Regions from separate parts of the Homo sapiens genome. Here region 2 is linked to region 1. A link is a loop called in an ENCODE intact Hi-C map of the cell type or tissue named here. Cell type or tissue: Calu3. All regions are shown on one strand.

What was found. Peaks named below come from ENCODE experiments on the same cell type or tissue, not always from the same donor. Only the 100,000 strongest peaks of a DNase experiment are listed, where the experiment ranks them.
Region 2: a loop joins it to region 1, with 2.3 times the contacts of the local background. A loop is called at or near these places in 2 of 110 quality-filtered maps.

What each region holds. Positions count from the first base shown.
Region 1 is chr7:51,041,982-51,049,981 of GRCh38, reverse strand. COBL (cordon-bleu WH2 repeat protein) reads left to right here. Exons shown (of 13, transcript NM_015198.5): 8 at 6,290-6,599. Among named protein-coding and RNA genes, the nearest start is that of GRB10, 260 kb to the right of the region's middle. In Calu3, no CTCF peak of the experiment used is centred here; DNase peaks (open chromatin) are centred at 3,731 and 4,021.
Region 2 is chr7:50,975,743-50,983,742 of GRCh38, reverse strand. No RefSeq gene overlaps it. Among named protein-coding and RNA genes, the nearest start is that of GRB10, 200 kb to the right of the region's middle. In Calu3, CTCF peaks have their summits at 4,501 and 4,713; a DNase peak (open chromatin) is centred at 872.

The sequences.
Region 1 (8,000 bases):
ATGAACAGGCAAACTTCACTTGGAGGAAACTGTGCCTAGGAAATCAATTAGAGAAAAAGAGGGGAACAAAGTTTGAGGTGCCTACTCAGAGCAGAATCTATATAATGCTGGTGGCAGAGGGTCTCTCAAAGGCGAATCCTAAACCCAGCCTCTCCAAACCGTGCCTCCTGAACATTTGCACACCCGTGTGTGCACACAGACACTAGGGATTCCAACCACTCAACAGTATTTGATGTTTCTCATGCAGCCTGGCATTTCTCTGCTTTTTCCCATCTTTTGACCCAACTGTCCTCTACCTGCCAAAATCATGCTTGTGTTCAGACGCAGTCCAATGGTCACTTTCCTGTGTCCTCTAATTAGAATGAGTGACCCCACTTCTGTATTCCTGTGGTATTGTCCATGAATCCCACCTTCGCAACTCTTAAATTGACTGAAATGTATTGTGTACATTGGTGGGTTTAAACTGGGTACACGTTCTTCTGGGAGAATCAGGACTTTCCAAGGGAATCCACTTCCAAATGTTATACCTCCACATGTATTCTTTCCTGGAATTCATGTGCCTGAGAACTCACCTGTGACCAGCATCATTCCAAGTCTTTTTCCCCAATGCCAGTTTTACAGATGCCCTCCTTCTCCTTCATAAAAGACAGACATACCCCTCACCCATCAGGAAACTCACTGGGGTGCACTTTCCTGAGATGGGCAAACCTTATTCCTGATCTCAAACAAAAGAACAAATGGAAATATTGGTATAAGATCAAGCAGATAAATTAATGAGTTGGTGGCGAATCTTTTTGAACATCAGGTGGTTTCCCAATTTTTCTTTCCAACCAAATTGACAAAGGATCTAACTGAGTTGTCAGATTATAGATCATTAAGCATAATTTTTGTGACAGATTAATGAAGTGATTTTTGACATATATTAGAGGAAAAGTTTTAGAAACCTAATGGAATGATGTAACCATAACAAAAGTCCCTTAATTTACCTTCGTATGTGACAAGCTTTGCCTAGTGCTTATATCTATAAGAGGAAAAGTAGACCTGAATTTATGCCAAACCCTGCCTCATGCTAGCAATAAGTAATCCAGTCATTTTTAAGGAATTAATTGAAAAAGCCTCACTCACTTATGAAATGCAGTTCCAAATGATATTTTACCATTTTGCTTAAGAAATGTCAAAGTTTCTAAGAACATTTATGTAATTTTGGTTGGCTGTTTTCTATTAGCACAAGGATAAACAATATAAAAAGGAATTTAATACAACTTGCTTATGGTGAGGGAAAATGAAAATTACATTTTAACTTAGATACATATTCTATACAAAGAGGCTTGATGAATAAAAAAAAAAACTCAAGCATAAAGTACATTCAGTTAGGATAAGATTCTGTTAGGTAGTGAAATGGAAATAAGTTCAAGGAAGAAGAGACATGCTCTAAAATTCTGCCTGTTAAAGGAAGAACTCATTTACTAATTTTTACGTGGAGGGGCCTGGGCATGAAAATACTATGATATCCAGATTCCTTTGTTTATATTTTTAAATGGCAAAATATTTTTGCCATTGTAAATGGCAATTTACAATTAATTTAGTTGTAAATGGCATATTAAACAGTAATACAATTTAAAAAATTACAATATTTTTAAATTGTAAAATATTAGTATTTATAACACAATTAAAATGTACATCTGTTGCAACCAACTGAACTCATGATGGAAATTTTCAGACGTCAATGAAAAATGGAAGGAGATGCATGATTGTTCAAAATTATTTGGAGGGATATGCCAAAAAATTATTTCTATTTATTTATTTATTTATTTTTGAGATGGAGTCTTGCTCTGTCGCCCAGGCTGGAGTGCAGTGGTGTGATCTCGGCTCACTGCAGCCTCCGCCTCTCAGGTTCAAGCAATTCTCTGCCTCAACTTCCCGAGTAGCTGGGATTACAGGTGTGCACCACCACACCTCGCTATTTTTTGTATTTTTAGTAGAGACAAGGTTTTGCCATGTTGGCCACGCTGGTCTCGAACTCCTGGCCTCAAGTGATCCGCCCACGTCAGCCTCCCAACGTGCTGGGATTACAGGTGTGAGCCACTGCACCTGGCCCCCACAAAATTATTGAAATGCTTTATGTCAGTTTGTATCACTAGTTCAGAAGCACTTTACCTTGTAATTTTTCCCTTTCTTCCAAGTGCCTAGAACATAGAGAACAAAGTCAACACAGGTTAAGATGAAGTGCAGCTTTGCTTGTTGGTTGTGAGTGGCCGTGGGACCCACAGGCAGCAGTGTGAGGTGGCGAGGTAGCTTTTCTTTCATTGAAACATTTTCTCTGGGCCATATAAATTTGGTGGAACTGGCTTTTGAGAAATCCTCTTTCTTAATGAACCACAAAAAAAGCAATATCATAGGACACAAGATCTTTAATTTGCGTTTAATAAAACAATAAAATGAATCCATTCCAAAATTACTTGGAAGATACTTACATTTAGTGATGGAATTATCTTTGCTGACTCTGTAAAAGAAAAACTAGTACCGAACTGAGAATAATTGTGTTCAACTTGAGGAACTAGTAGCCCTAAGTTAGCATTTTCTTCTTTATACTTGAGCTGAAGAATTTACCAAAGCTCATTCAGAGATATGTAATGGCCTCTGAACCATGGGATTATATAATTTAGGTGGAGGACAATAGAAGGGTTAATATTCCTTACTCAGGCTCTGTGGCTATTCATTTAGAAGAGAATTAAATCATGAATTTATATTAGGCTTCTGCGAAAGACAAAGTAAGTGTGCTTTTTCACATTTGCAAAAATCCTGCAGTAATAACTTTTTAGTTCAAAGAGATTGTTCATGCCTTAAGAGAATAGCAAAGTTGCCAGTGCATTAATTAACTCAAAAATAATGACTTACCCTCTCAGGGAAGACAGAATATAGCAGAAAGGACAAAGCCAATGTTGTATTCCTTTTAAAGATTCCTAATTAGTCACTGGTCAGTTGTAAAAATGAGTGTTTACATCCTATATTTTGATTTGGCATTTCAAAGACTGTTAACAGTTCCACTCTAGAAGGGATTTTAGAGCCCGTCAGAGCCAACTGCTTATTTTACAGAAAGGGGAAAGGGGATTGTTCAGAGTGCAATTTGGGCTTTCAATTCAGCCCTCCTCCTGCTGCCCCTGGGTTTCAGGCTGGGGTCCCTGGATCGCTGGCTCTAGGGAAGCCCCTCAGAGGCTGGACAGAGGGTGGGAAATGGGACACACACAGGATCTGGAGGACAGGACCTGGGCCCCCAACCTCGATGCAGCCCAAGCAGCTCCACGTTTTCCTTTTATGTTCTGAGTTTCCGTTTAGCATTGATGAAGAAAAAAAAAGTCTCCTGCACCATTATCTCATTCAGAAATTGTCAAAACATGTTACAGTTCATGGGGTTAATCATCGGAACCAGCTGAAGGAAGAAAAGAGATGTGGGGTGGGGGCAGGATGAGTGAGATGGGCATGTCTGATTCCAAACAAAAGATGCCCAGGACAGAGCAGACCTCGGAAAGGAGGGATCAGAAATTGCCTGAAAACTCACACCAACACAGGTTGGGGCTTCACAGGAATATCTGCCCTTCTCTTCAGATCTGTGCTCTCTCTGACAGCTCACCAGGAAGCTTCTCTGGAAAGTTCCCCACTCAGCCTCCATCACCCTCCTCAAAGCCTTTGCAGGTGCTCCCCCTTGGCCACACCCTGCCCCACCCTATACTCCGAGCAGGTGCCGGCATCACTGTGGGGAGGTCTGCCTGGTCTTTCCTGGACGGGTCCCACCCCTTTGGCAGAAGGCCTTTCACCCATGTTCCCTCTCCTCCCAGCATTTAGACAGTTGTCTTTTCAATTCCTGTGCCACTCTTCTCCCTAGACGCAGATAAACCTCCTGAGAGCAGGCCCCCCCACCCCCACCTGCTTCTGCACCAATGGCATGAATGGTGTCGCAGGGCTGTGGCCAGGCCACACGGGCCATGGGAAGATTATCCACATGGAGAGCAGGAGGGCTGGCCTGGGCAAAAGGGGAGCTCTGGTAATAGCACTCGCATTAGTCATTTTGTAAATGGTTTAACACGTGTGTGCACCAAATATGTGACCTCTCACTCCATGTTGATTTAAGGCTTTGCAGGTGGCTTAATTTAGACCACAGGCTCTCAACTTTTTTTTATTGCCTCAAAACTTCTGAGGAATATATATGTATCACCCGACAAGCATTCCTGATCTTATAACTGGCTAGAGAAGGGGTGGAGGTGGGTTAGAGTCCCTCTGCCCTGCGATGTGTTCTGTGCCTCCAGAGGGCATGTACCAGGTGCTCTGAGGGCCTCCTCCAAGGGGCCTGGCAGCAGACAGCTAGTGGGGACACATTTGTTAAGGTCACTTTGCGCCTCAGCGATAATCCCTGGAGAGGGAAGAGGGTAAGCCAGGCTAAACCAGCATTTGTGTGGCCCCTACTGTGTGCCACCACCTCGCTCAGTCCAGCCTGCCACACTCTGCCTATGGGAGCACACCGAGAGTTGGTGTGACCATACAGCACTGTCATTCTTTGCGTACGTGTCTGTCCCTTCAGAAGCTGTGAGTGCCAGAGAGCCCACATGCTTGGATTGGAAATATGTGTCCCCAGGCCCTGTCACAGGGCCGTTCACATTCAGGCACCCACTTAGCAACAGGGACCCTGTGGGCAGCAGCATTACCTTACTCCACCAGGGTGTGAATCCAGGTCTCTGTGACCTGAGAGTTTTACTCTTGTCATACTTTTTATATACAACATAGACAGAAAAAACGTGCTGGTTTTATTGTTCAGTGATGGCAGCAAAAGGGAAGGCAAGAGAGGAGTGATGGGAAACAGGGAGCTACAGCGACGTTTCTTCTCAATATTTGTCTTGAACAAGAGTCTAGCCCCAAAAGCTGGGGAGAGAACTAGAAGAGCGAGGTCGCAGCAGACCAGCATCACTGCATTCAGCATATCTCCTCGTACGTTTACACTGCTCTAAACTATTCCTTTTTTTCGTTCTATTCTTTACCTTGGAGCTCTTTAGTGAAATGTATATTCTTTAAACTGTTGTTCTTTCATTTGTTTTATTGTTTGGAATCTCAAATATACCATCACCTGATGGGATTTTCTTTTGGTTTCGTGGTGATAAGTTGTTAGTCTCCTGTCCAGTTAAAATGTTGGTGATGTTGAGTGCAATTGTGATGTCACTTCACTCTCAGTGCATGATTTTGTGGAGTGAGCACTCCCAGAGGAGTCTTAATTCACTTTGGGCATCCAGTGACTATTTAGGGGAAGAATGACTTTAAAACAAAATACACTGGGACTGCAACAAAACACAGTGCTTGTTTTCTGGACTGTTATAAATAGTGCTTAGATCATATGTCCTGAAGTGTCTTGAAGTTTAAAATCTATTTTTATTAAAAAACAATAACAACTCTAATATACATCTGGGCTAGACTTGTGTGTTTTTGTCCTTCAAATTTCATCTCTTTGCATAGAGGCTTCTGTGATTTTAGAGAATCTAGAAGCTCAGTAAGAGAAAAATAATGACCTCCCATTACTTACACTTAATGTATTGCTATCTACAAATAGCTAGGTAGTTGCGCAGAATAGCCATAGTGCTACCCATCATTAGTATTAAGGCTTGACAGAACTTGGCTTGGAGAGCAAGTTGCCACTCTATGCATCTCACCAAACTCCTGCAGCGAATCACATTTAGTGCATAGGAGCCAGGTAACCTCAACCACAGAAACTGGCCTCACATGTAAAAATTAAGGGAGAGCCAAAAGCTGGGGAGTAGGGCCGTGAATCTTCCAGGCCAGATTTCAAATATGAAATACACGTCAGATGTGTCCAAACTGATACTTATGTCTGCTTATTTATATTTCCAAAAACTCTAATTGTCTTAATGTTTTTCTAAAGATCTCACATTAAACAAGTTCCATTAAGCCAAAGGCCAGCCTAGAAACAATTGCATTCAACATGTCATTAGTTTGAATTTTTAAATGTGCTTGCCCATAGCCATAGAGAGGAGACCAATGTAAAAGGCTAATTAATCAAATACTGATTTTTGAGGGAAAATTTTGCCCTCAATCTTACACAAATGACTCCCTGTGAGTTAAAATGTTTCAGGAGTATTCAGCAGTATTTGAATGAGGTTCTTCCTTTACTTTGAGCACCCTGAATCCCAAATTTTAGAGCGGGGCCGACAGACTGATGTCACACTTGTTAGGCAGTATGGACGCCAGAGTGGTTTGGGCTGACCTGTCCTTGCCGTGTCTTGTCCAGTAAGCCTGCCCCTGGGGTCTGGCAGCCACTGCAGCCCGGATGGAGCCCCGCAGGTGCTGTCAGAGGCGGAGGAGACCGTGTCAGTTGGCAGCTGTTTTGCGTCGGAGGACACGACCGAGGACTCAGGAGTGATGAGTTCCCCCTCAGACATCGTCTCTCTGGACTCGCAGCAGGACAGCATGAAATACAAAGACAAGTGGGCCACAGACCAGGAAGACTGCAGTGACCAGGACCTCGCTGGAACCCCAGACCTGGGTCCCCAGAAGAGCCCCTTGTGGGAGAAGAATGGCTCTGAGAACTCACATCTGAGGTGAGTCACGGGAAGGATGGGTGGGTACGGAAGTCACAGCCACATCTGTGTCTCTAAAGAGGGTCTTTTGTCATGGGATCCAACACGTGCTATCACAACCTGCTCTGCACCAGGGGCCCCGACCCTGATTCACAGCAGCTGCTCTCAGGCATGTCTCTGTGCTGTCTATACATCTGCAGTAACTTACAAAGACTGTGTAAGAGTGGCTTGTTTGCTTTGGTACCATACCCTTAAGTATATTTTTCTACTCAATATCATGTTTGTAAGATTTATCCATGATGATATCTGTGTTGTTCATTCATTTATTTACCTGTTTTCCTGATAATGAACACTTAGATTGTTCTAGTTTTTCAGGGCTAGAAACAATGAGCAAGAAACATATGTCTCTATTTACATGTAGAGACTTTTCTAGAAGAGGAAAGTGACAGGAAAGAGACTCATCTTCAGCTTTATGGGATACCTGAAATGCTTATGCAGTTGGCGGGCCCCCCAGTGTCTGCAAGGTCCCCTTGTTGCACACCGATGCCAGTGATTAAGGTCAGTAGACATCTTGAGCTTTGCCAGCATGTAGGCGTCAGATGGCATCTCATGTAGCTTTCATTTACATTTCTCTGATTAGGAAGGATGAGCATCTTGTCATATATTCATTAGCAATTTGGGCCTTATATTGGATTAATTGCCGTTTCATAGCCTTTGCTCTTTTAAAAAACATGCCACGTTTGGCCTGGCATGGTGGCTCATGCCCGTAATCCCAACATTTTGAGAGGCTGAAACAGGAGGATTGCTTGAGCCCAGGAGTTCAAGACCAGCATGGTCAATATAGTGAGACCTTTTCTCTACAAAAAAAATTTAAAAATTAGCTGAGTGTGGTAGCATGTGCCTGTAGTCCCAGCTACTCTGGAGGCTGAGATGGGAGGATTGCTTGAGCCCAGGAGGTGAAGGTTGCAGTGAGTTGAGATTGTACCACTATACTCCATCCTGGGCAATAGAACAAGACTCAGTCTCAAAAAGAATTGAATTAAATTAAACATTGTTATGTTTACTTTTTTTGATTATTAAATTCTCCTTTGTCAGTTATTTACACATGGAACATTTCTAAGCCTGTGGCTTGAACTTAATTAATGTTTTCTTTTCTTGTACAATGATTGTCTTTACATTCTAATATTATTTAATTTTTCCTTTTTCTCTCAGATGTATATAATCTTTGCCTATTTAAGAGATCCTTCCCGTACCCTAAAAGACTAAAGATAGTCTGAATTTCTTGTAAAACTGCTCTCTCACATTTGGGCCCTCTTGTACCTGGGGTTTATTTTTGGGTGTGATATGAAGAAGGATCTATTTTTTCCCACTGATTCCTGTCCCCACTATGGTCAGACATCAAGTGTCCATGTGCACGTTGTT
Region 2 (8,000 bases), 66 kb after region 1:
TGTACACCTCCTCCCCAAAGCCACAGTCTATTGAACTCTTACCATGAACCCAACACAAAGTGCTAAGTGGCCCCTTAATCCTTTAATACTTTCACATGTGAGATCAATATTATTACTCCTGTTGTACAAAAGAGGAAACTAGAGAGGACAAATGGCTTTCACGCGGTCACCTAGATCTTCCATTACTAAGGAGAAAAGTATTAATATTAGTTAGGGTTCCCCAGAAAAACAGAGCCAATAGGACATGTATGTGTATATGTGTGTGTGTGTGTGTGTGTGTGTGTGTGTGTGTGTGTGTATATATACGGATATCAACATAAAGAGGTTTATTATAAGGAATATGTTCATGTTATTGCAGAAATAAGAAGTACAGACCCAGAAGAGCCAATGGTACCATTCCAGGTCAGGTTTGAGTCTGAAGGCAGGAGAAGACTGATGCCCCAGTGAGGACAGTCAGGCAGAGAGGGAAGGTTCTGTCCACTCGGCCGTTTATTCTTTTTTTTTTTTTTTTTGAGACAGAGTCTCGCTTTGTCACCCAGGCTGGATTGCAGTGGTGCAATCTTGGCTCACTGCAACCTCCGCCTCCCGGGTTCAAGCAATTCTCCTGCCTCAGCCTCCCAAGTAGCTGGGACTACAGGTGCTGTTTATTCGATTCAGGCCCTAAATGGACAGGATGAGCCCCATACGGTGGGGAGGGCCATCTGCTTTACTCAGTTGGCCATTTCAGATGTTAATCCAGAACTGCCCTCACAGAGATGCCCAGAAATAATGTTTCAGCAAACATCTGGGCACCTTGTGACTCAGTCAACTTGACAGCTACCCATCCACCAGCACAGTCCCTGCACGGGGTCTTTGTTATTCAGCATCTCCACACTGAGGGCAGCAGAAGCAAGGGCAGGCTCCCTATTTTCTGGTCTCTGCATTATTACCTACTGCTTGTGGATGGCAGGCTGTGACAGAGCAGGATGCCTTTGGAGGGGACAGGCATTGTGCCATGGGAATGGAAGTCCCGTCCTCACCACAGGCCACATCCTATGAGCTGGGCTTGGGGAGGCACACCCTTCCCACCACTCCTCATGCTCTGTGAGGCAGATGTACCATGTCCCCAGGGTGTTGCTCTGGCAACTCCAGAGGCTGTGACCCCTGCAGGAGTTCCTGGTTCAGGTAACAGCTTTGGGGAAGAGGAGAGGGAGCAGGAACAACACATTCAGAAATTCAGTCCATCCTCTACTCCTGGGGAGAAAATAGATTCCAGGACTGTTCAGAGATCAATTTGCTATAAAAACAGGACAAAGAAGGTGGTAGACCAGCAGGTGACCTCTCTGATCCCCTGCTACTGTTGCTGAAAACATTACACACTCCACGGGATGCAGTCATGAAGTCCCAGCATTTCATGCCCACAAAAACGCAGAGTGGCGAGCATTCTTACCTGCCTGTCTTTTACAGATGAGGAAACTGAGGCGGGGGGAAAGTAAATGGTGAAGACAGAACGTACATTTGCACCTGCCCCCCCCTAAATTGTATCCTCTCTTATTGAAGCTGAACACCGAAAAGTCCCAAGAATCACTAGAAGAGAGGTCTGGGCCGAGTTCAAATGCCTGGGATGGAACAGGGGAATGTCACTTTCAGAATTCAGCAACTTTAAGATTTAAGTTCATAGAAAATCTGCAGAGCAATGGGGCTATTGGTTGGACCTTAAAGTCATACTGTCAAACAGGCAGAGGATGGCGACACTTTACAGTGAGTGTTTGGACTCCACAGCTGTGAAGACAGGGGTGATGGTGCCCTCATGGGGACGCTCTCCTGGGTAGGGTAGCAGAGAGGGAGGCAGCGTGTGGGGAGATGCAGAGGCCAGAGCAGGGGAAAGCCGGAGCAAACACAAGCCTGAAAGCCTGGCCCCAGTATGGATCCCCACCATGAAGTCAACACCATGCTCAGGTCTCAGAGTTGGGTCAGGAATGCGGGCGTAGCTGAAGGTGCCTGAACATTGAAGTTGCACACTGAGAGGACGCAGGAGAATTAGGGAAAGCAGATCAAAGCCGACACAACCTTGTAAGCTGTTGAGGAAATCTATATGGCCTACGACTGCAAGTTTTAATAGTGAAAAATCAGTTTTCTAGGGTTTACAGAAAGTGCAAATTAAAACAACAGTGAGGGAATAGAATCACCTTCAAAGTTACTTGAGGCAAAAAATTATATTGTTGAAGGTGTTGGGAGATGAGTACTGTCTCATGTAGCTACTGGTGAAAATATAAATTATAACAATGCTTCTGTCACACAATTTGAAAATATTGTTCAGCCCTAAAAAGGGTGTATTTTTGATTTAGTGTTTATTTTCAAAATTTAGCACAAGTGAAGAGAAAAGAGCATGAAGATGTACATACAAAGAAATGTTCAATCATAGGGAATTGGTATAATAAATTATGGTTTAGTTATACAAAAGAGAACTCTGTAGCCATTGAAAATGGTGTTGTTGAAATGATTATTTAAATGGAAAGGTATTTAAAAATATTAAGTGAAAAGGAACAATTAGGAAACCTCATATATTATTTTACAATTCTATCTATCTGAGAAAAATGTTTCCCCAGTAAATTTGTTTGAACGAATTAACAATAGCTAAAAATGGCAATCACATCTGCTACAGTTTTAGGTCTTCAACAGAATAGTGATATCTGTTGACAACACACAGCCTGGCAGAATGTGTGCTTGATGCCAGGAGCTCTTTCTTGGTCATGGAAAGGTCAATGTGAGGAGAGCCCTGTGGTTGTGCTCCTACAAATTCCAGGAGGCGACATAGGATTTGATTCTGGACACAGACTCATCCACACTCCTAAGTCTTTCCCGCCCTTGACTTTTACCTTACGTTACATCTGACAATGAGTGGGTTGAACATGGGGCACTGGTGACACTAATTGTATGTGGCCAATTCACCAAATCAGAACTTCTGGCTCATGAGGGACCCATGTGAATGGGACATTTCAGCAGCACCAACCACAGCCATAGAGATTTTAGTCACCAGTCAACCCACTGAAAGCAATCCATTTCAAAAAAACCCAACTTGGCTGAATTTTCCTTAAAACCTGGCTACACTGTAATTAAACAGAATGCTGTATTTCATTATGGCAATGGGCCACCAAAACAATCCTGTAGGTAAAATCCCATAAATATTTAAACATACGTACAGTAGGAGAAATGAGTAATTCATTCTGTCAGCTGCGTAACATTTAATTCCCTTTCTAATCCCTATTTGGATCAGCCTTTGCGACTACTAATTACATAGTACTGAAGAAAATATGAACATAATCAAGGAGTAATATCACAATCCACTGCTTTTTGAATTTCTCTTTCTGTCCAAAGAACATGTTTATTACTCTGTGGGATACTGGAATAAAGTACAGAGTACCTGGATTATTATAATGTGCAAAGAGCAAGGGTGAGTATGTATGCAAGTGTCACTGTTGTGCCTGGATTCCTTTTGAAAGCTCTTTGATCTCAGCAGGGTTTTGAACCAAAAGACTTCAAAAAGCCTCATCAGCATCAGCGAACACAAACAGCAGTTGTGGAGGTGGACAGACCCTTGTTATTTATTTATTTTTTAACTGGAAGTGTGCAGAAATTTTAGTCAAATAATATTTATCATATACTGGTCAAAGTTACTGATTTCAAGACAAAGTGGAAATGGGTTTCAGATTTTTAATGTTATCTTTAAATTATAGTATTTTCTTCTGTGTCTTGTTGGAGTGCTAAGAACAAGCATGGGAGCCCTTTGATTTTCCACATGCTTTTAGGTAGCTTAAGGAATGCCGTGGGATGATAGTATTTATCATAGATAAAACTATTAAGTCTGAAAGCCCAGGCAATTGAAAACTGAAAACTTCTCTGTGTGTTTGCCAATGTCAAGGCACATATCCATTCCATTTGCTTGCAATTTAAAGACTTAGCTGTATTGCTAATATACATTTCTATTAAGAATTAAAGACACATGTACTTGTAAGTTCATCACAGCACTATTCACAATAGCAAAGACATGGAATCAGCCTAGGTGCCCATCAACAGTGGATTGGATAAAGACAATGTGGTGCATATACACCGTGGAATACCATGCAGCCATAAAAAAGAACAAAGTCCTGTCCTTTGCAGCAACATAGATACAACTGGAGCCCACTATCCTAAGCAAATTAATGCAGAAACAGATACCACATGTTCTCACGAGTGGGAGCTAAATATTGGGTACTCATAGACATTAAGATGGGAACAACAGACATTGGGGACTATTAGAGCAGGGAGGTAGAGAAGGGGGCAAGGGTTGAAAAACTACCTATCGGGTACTATGCTCACTAACTGGGTGATGGGTTCTATCACACCACAAACCTCAACATCATGCAATATGCTCTCGTAACAAACCTGTGCATGCACCCTCTGAATCTAAAATAAAAGCTGAAAAAAAAGAATATATTTGTATCCCATTTTTGTTTGATTATTCTTTCATTTAGTTTTCTATGGTTTAAAAACAGATATTGCAATGTTCTTTCGTTCTTCCTTGCCTTATATCTTTTCCTCTTTCTGCTAACAGCACTCTTTTTTCCTCTAGGAAACCACAAGCCTCCTACTTCAAATGGTCCTGGTCAGACTGCTAATACCCTGCTTTATCCTCTATCTTGCTCTATGCTTTCACCACAGAAGCCTTCAAGTGCCCCAGCTGGTCATTTAGTGAACCACATCCCTGGACAGGCTGCAGTTGAGCCCTGATTATCATGGTTACTCATGAGTTTCTCTGTTCATTGAGCTCAATAATTAGAAAAACAGTTGGCAAGCTTTTTCTGTAAAGCGCCAAATAGTAACTATTTTAGTTTTGTGGGCCATATGGTCTGTTGTGATGACTCAATGCTGCCATTGTACCAAGAAAGCCACAGACAATATGTAAACATATGGGCACAGCTGAGCTCCCATAAAACTTTATTGACAAATGCAGGCAGTGGACTGGGTTTGGCTCACAGGCCATAATTTGCCAACCCTGGTTTGAGGGTATTACTTTGAAAACTATGTTCTGAAGAGATTCCTCAAGTAAAAGAAGGAGTTGGGGGTGGTATCTCCCACTCCAACTTACTTTACCCTTGGGGAATCAGAGCAGCCTCTCTTTCCTCTGTTTATGTATTGATATCCATTTTCAATCTTCAATTTGTTTAAAATGATATTGTTTAGCTCATAAAAGTTTTGAAAGTCAATGACAAGATGATACATGACATGTGTTACTAATCATTTAACTTTGGTTCAGGGTTCTGAGAGGGAAGGAGTAACATTTAGAGAGTTTTCTGTGGTCAGGCACAGTGTGTTGGAGACTATCACACATGACATCTCATGTATTTCTGATAGAACAGCTTATAGATGAGTGAGCTAGAATATCCAGCATGTACACACATCACAGCATGACTTGTCTTCATCAACTTTGTTGCAACTTTTGTTAACATGATCTAAAGGAATCATTTGATTTTTTTTTAACTGGATATAGTAGGGAAATTGATATATTAGGATGGCAAAGCAGGACAAATATTAATGAAATATATATTTTATGGGCCTACTGTTGAAAAAGAAAGTAGAAGAAAGCCATCTTATTGGAAAAATATGGAGATAATTATTTGTACTTTTTTATTTTTATTTTTTTTGAGACAGGGTCTCACACGCTCTTGCTCAGGCTGGAGGGCAGTGGCATGATCATGGCTCACTGCAATCTCTGTCTCCCAGGCTCAAGCTATAATCCTGCCTCAGCCTCCTGAGTCCAGCTAATTTTTTTAATCTTTTTGCAGAGACGGAGTTTCTCCATGTTGCTCAGGCTGGTCTTGAACTCCTAGACTTAAGCAATCCACCTGCCTCCACCTCTCAAAGTACTGGGGTTACAGGTGTGAGCCACTGTGCCCAGCCTGTTTGTACTTTTAAAAAAGGCTTTCATAGGAAGAAATCGGAATTCTTCTGCACTGCTAGAGTGAATGTAAAATGGCACAGCCACTATGGAAAACAGCCACTATGGAAAACAGCATGATAGTTCCTTAAAAAATTAAAAATAGAATTACCATATGATCCAGCCATTTCACTTCTGGGTATATCTCCAAAGGAACTGAAAACAGAATCTTGAACAGATATTTGTACACCCATGTTCATAGCAACATTATTCACAATAGCCAAAAAGTGGAAGCAATTCAAGTGTCCATCTGTGAATGAGTGGATAAACAAAATGTGGTATAAACATATCATGTAATATTGTTCAACCTTAGAAAGGAAAGAAATTCTGCCACATTCTACAACATGGATAAACCTTGAAGACATTGTGTTAAATGAAAGAAGCCAGTCACAAATACTGAATGATTCCCCACATGGGAAGTATTCTATAGTAATTAAATACATTGTGAAAGGAAAATAAATCTTGGGGCCCCAAAATCACTGAGAAAAATGAAAACGTCAAGCTGGGAACTGCTTAGGGCAAACCTGCTTCCCATTCTATTCAAAGTCACCCCTCTGTTCACTGAACAAATGCATATCTAATTGCCTCCTTTGGACAGGCTAATCAGAAACTCAGAAGAATGCTGCTATTTGTTTCTTATCTACTTATGACCTGGAAGCCCCCTCCCCGCTTTGAGTTGTCCCACTTTTCCGGACGGAACCAATGCTTATCTTACATATGCTGACTGATGTCTCATGTCTCCCTAAAATGTACAAAACCAAACTGTGCTCTGATCACCTTGGGCACATGTTGTCAGGACCTCCTGAGGTTGTGTCATGGGTGCGTGTCCTCAATCTTGGGAAAATAAACTTTCTAAATTAACTGAGACCTGTCTCAGATTTTCAGGGTTCACAAAATAAAGACAGAAAGTGTAATGGTGGTTTCCAGAGGCTCGGGGATGGGAGACTAAGGAGTTGCTTTTGTTTTTTTTTTTGTTGTTGTGTTGTTGTTGTTTTGAGAGGGAGTCTCACTCTGTTGCCCAGGCTGGAGTGCAGTGGCGCCATCTCAGCTCACTGCAACCTCCATTTCCCAGGTTCAAGCTATTCTCCTGCCTCAGCCTACTGAGTAGCTGGGACTACAGGCGCACACCATGCCTGGCTAATTTTTGTATTTTTAGTAGAGATGGGTTTCATTATGTTGGCCAGGCTGGTCTTGAATTCCTGACCTCAAGCGATCCACCCACCTCGGCCCCTCAAAGTGCTGGGATTACAGGTGTGAGCCACCAAGCCTGGCCAGGAGTTGTTTTTAATGGAAATGGAGTTTCCACATGAGAAGATAAAAAAAGTTCTGGAGATGGATGGTGGTAATAATCGTACAACAAGATGAATGTATTTAATTCCACTGCACCATACACTTATAGTTAAAACAGTAAATTGTACGTTATGTTTATTTTACCATAATTTTTAAAAATAAAAAAAGTCTTTCATGATGTATTTAATGAACTGGCAATCTGTGTCCGGCTGGATTTCAGAATTGCTGTGGGCCAGTGACAGTGTGTGTTTTCCTCCCCCATAACCCGCAGTGGAACAGGACTCTTAATTGCAGTCCATTAGTCTCCTAGGCTGCTGTAACAAATTACCACACACATGGTGGCTTAAAACAATGGAAATTCATTTTCTCACAGTTTGGGAGACCAGAAGTATAAAATCAATGTGTTGGGAGGGATGGACTCTCTCTGAAGGTGCTAGAAGAGAACCCTTCTTTGTCTCTTCTGTCTTCTTGTGGCACCATATGTTCCTTGGCTTAGAGATGGATGACGTTAATCTCTACCTCCCTCATTATATGGCCTTCTTCTCTGGGTCTCTGGATCCCAAATCTTCCTCTTTCTTCCTCTTATAAGGATACTTATAATTGGATTTAGGAACATCCCTAAATCCAGGATGATCTCATCTCAAGATCTTTAACTTACATCTGCAAAGACTTTTTTTTCCAAGTAAGATTGTATTCACAGATTCCCGGGTTAGGACTTGGACATATCTTTTTTGGCAGAGTGTGTTGGAGGGCG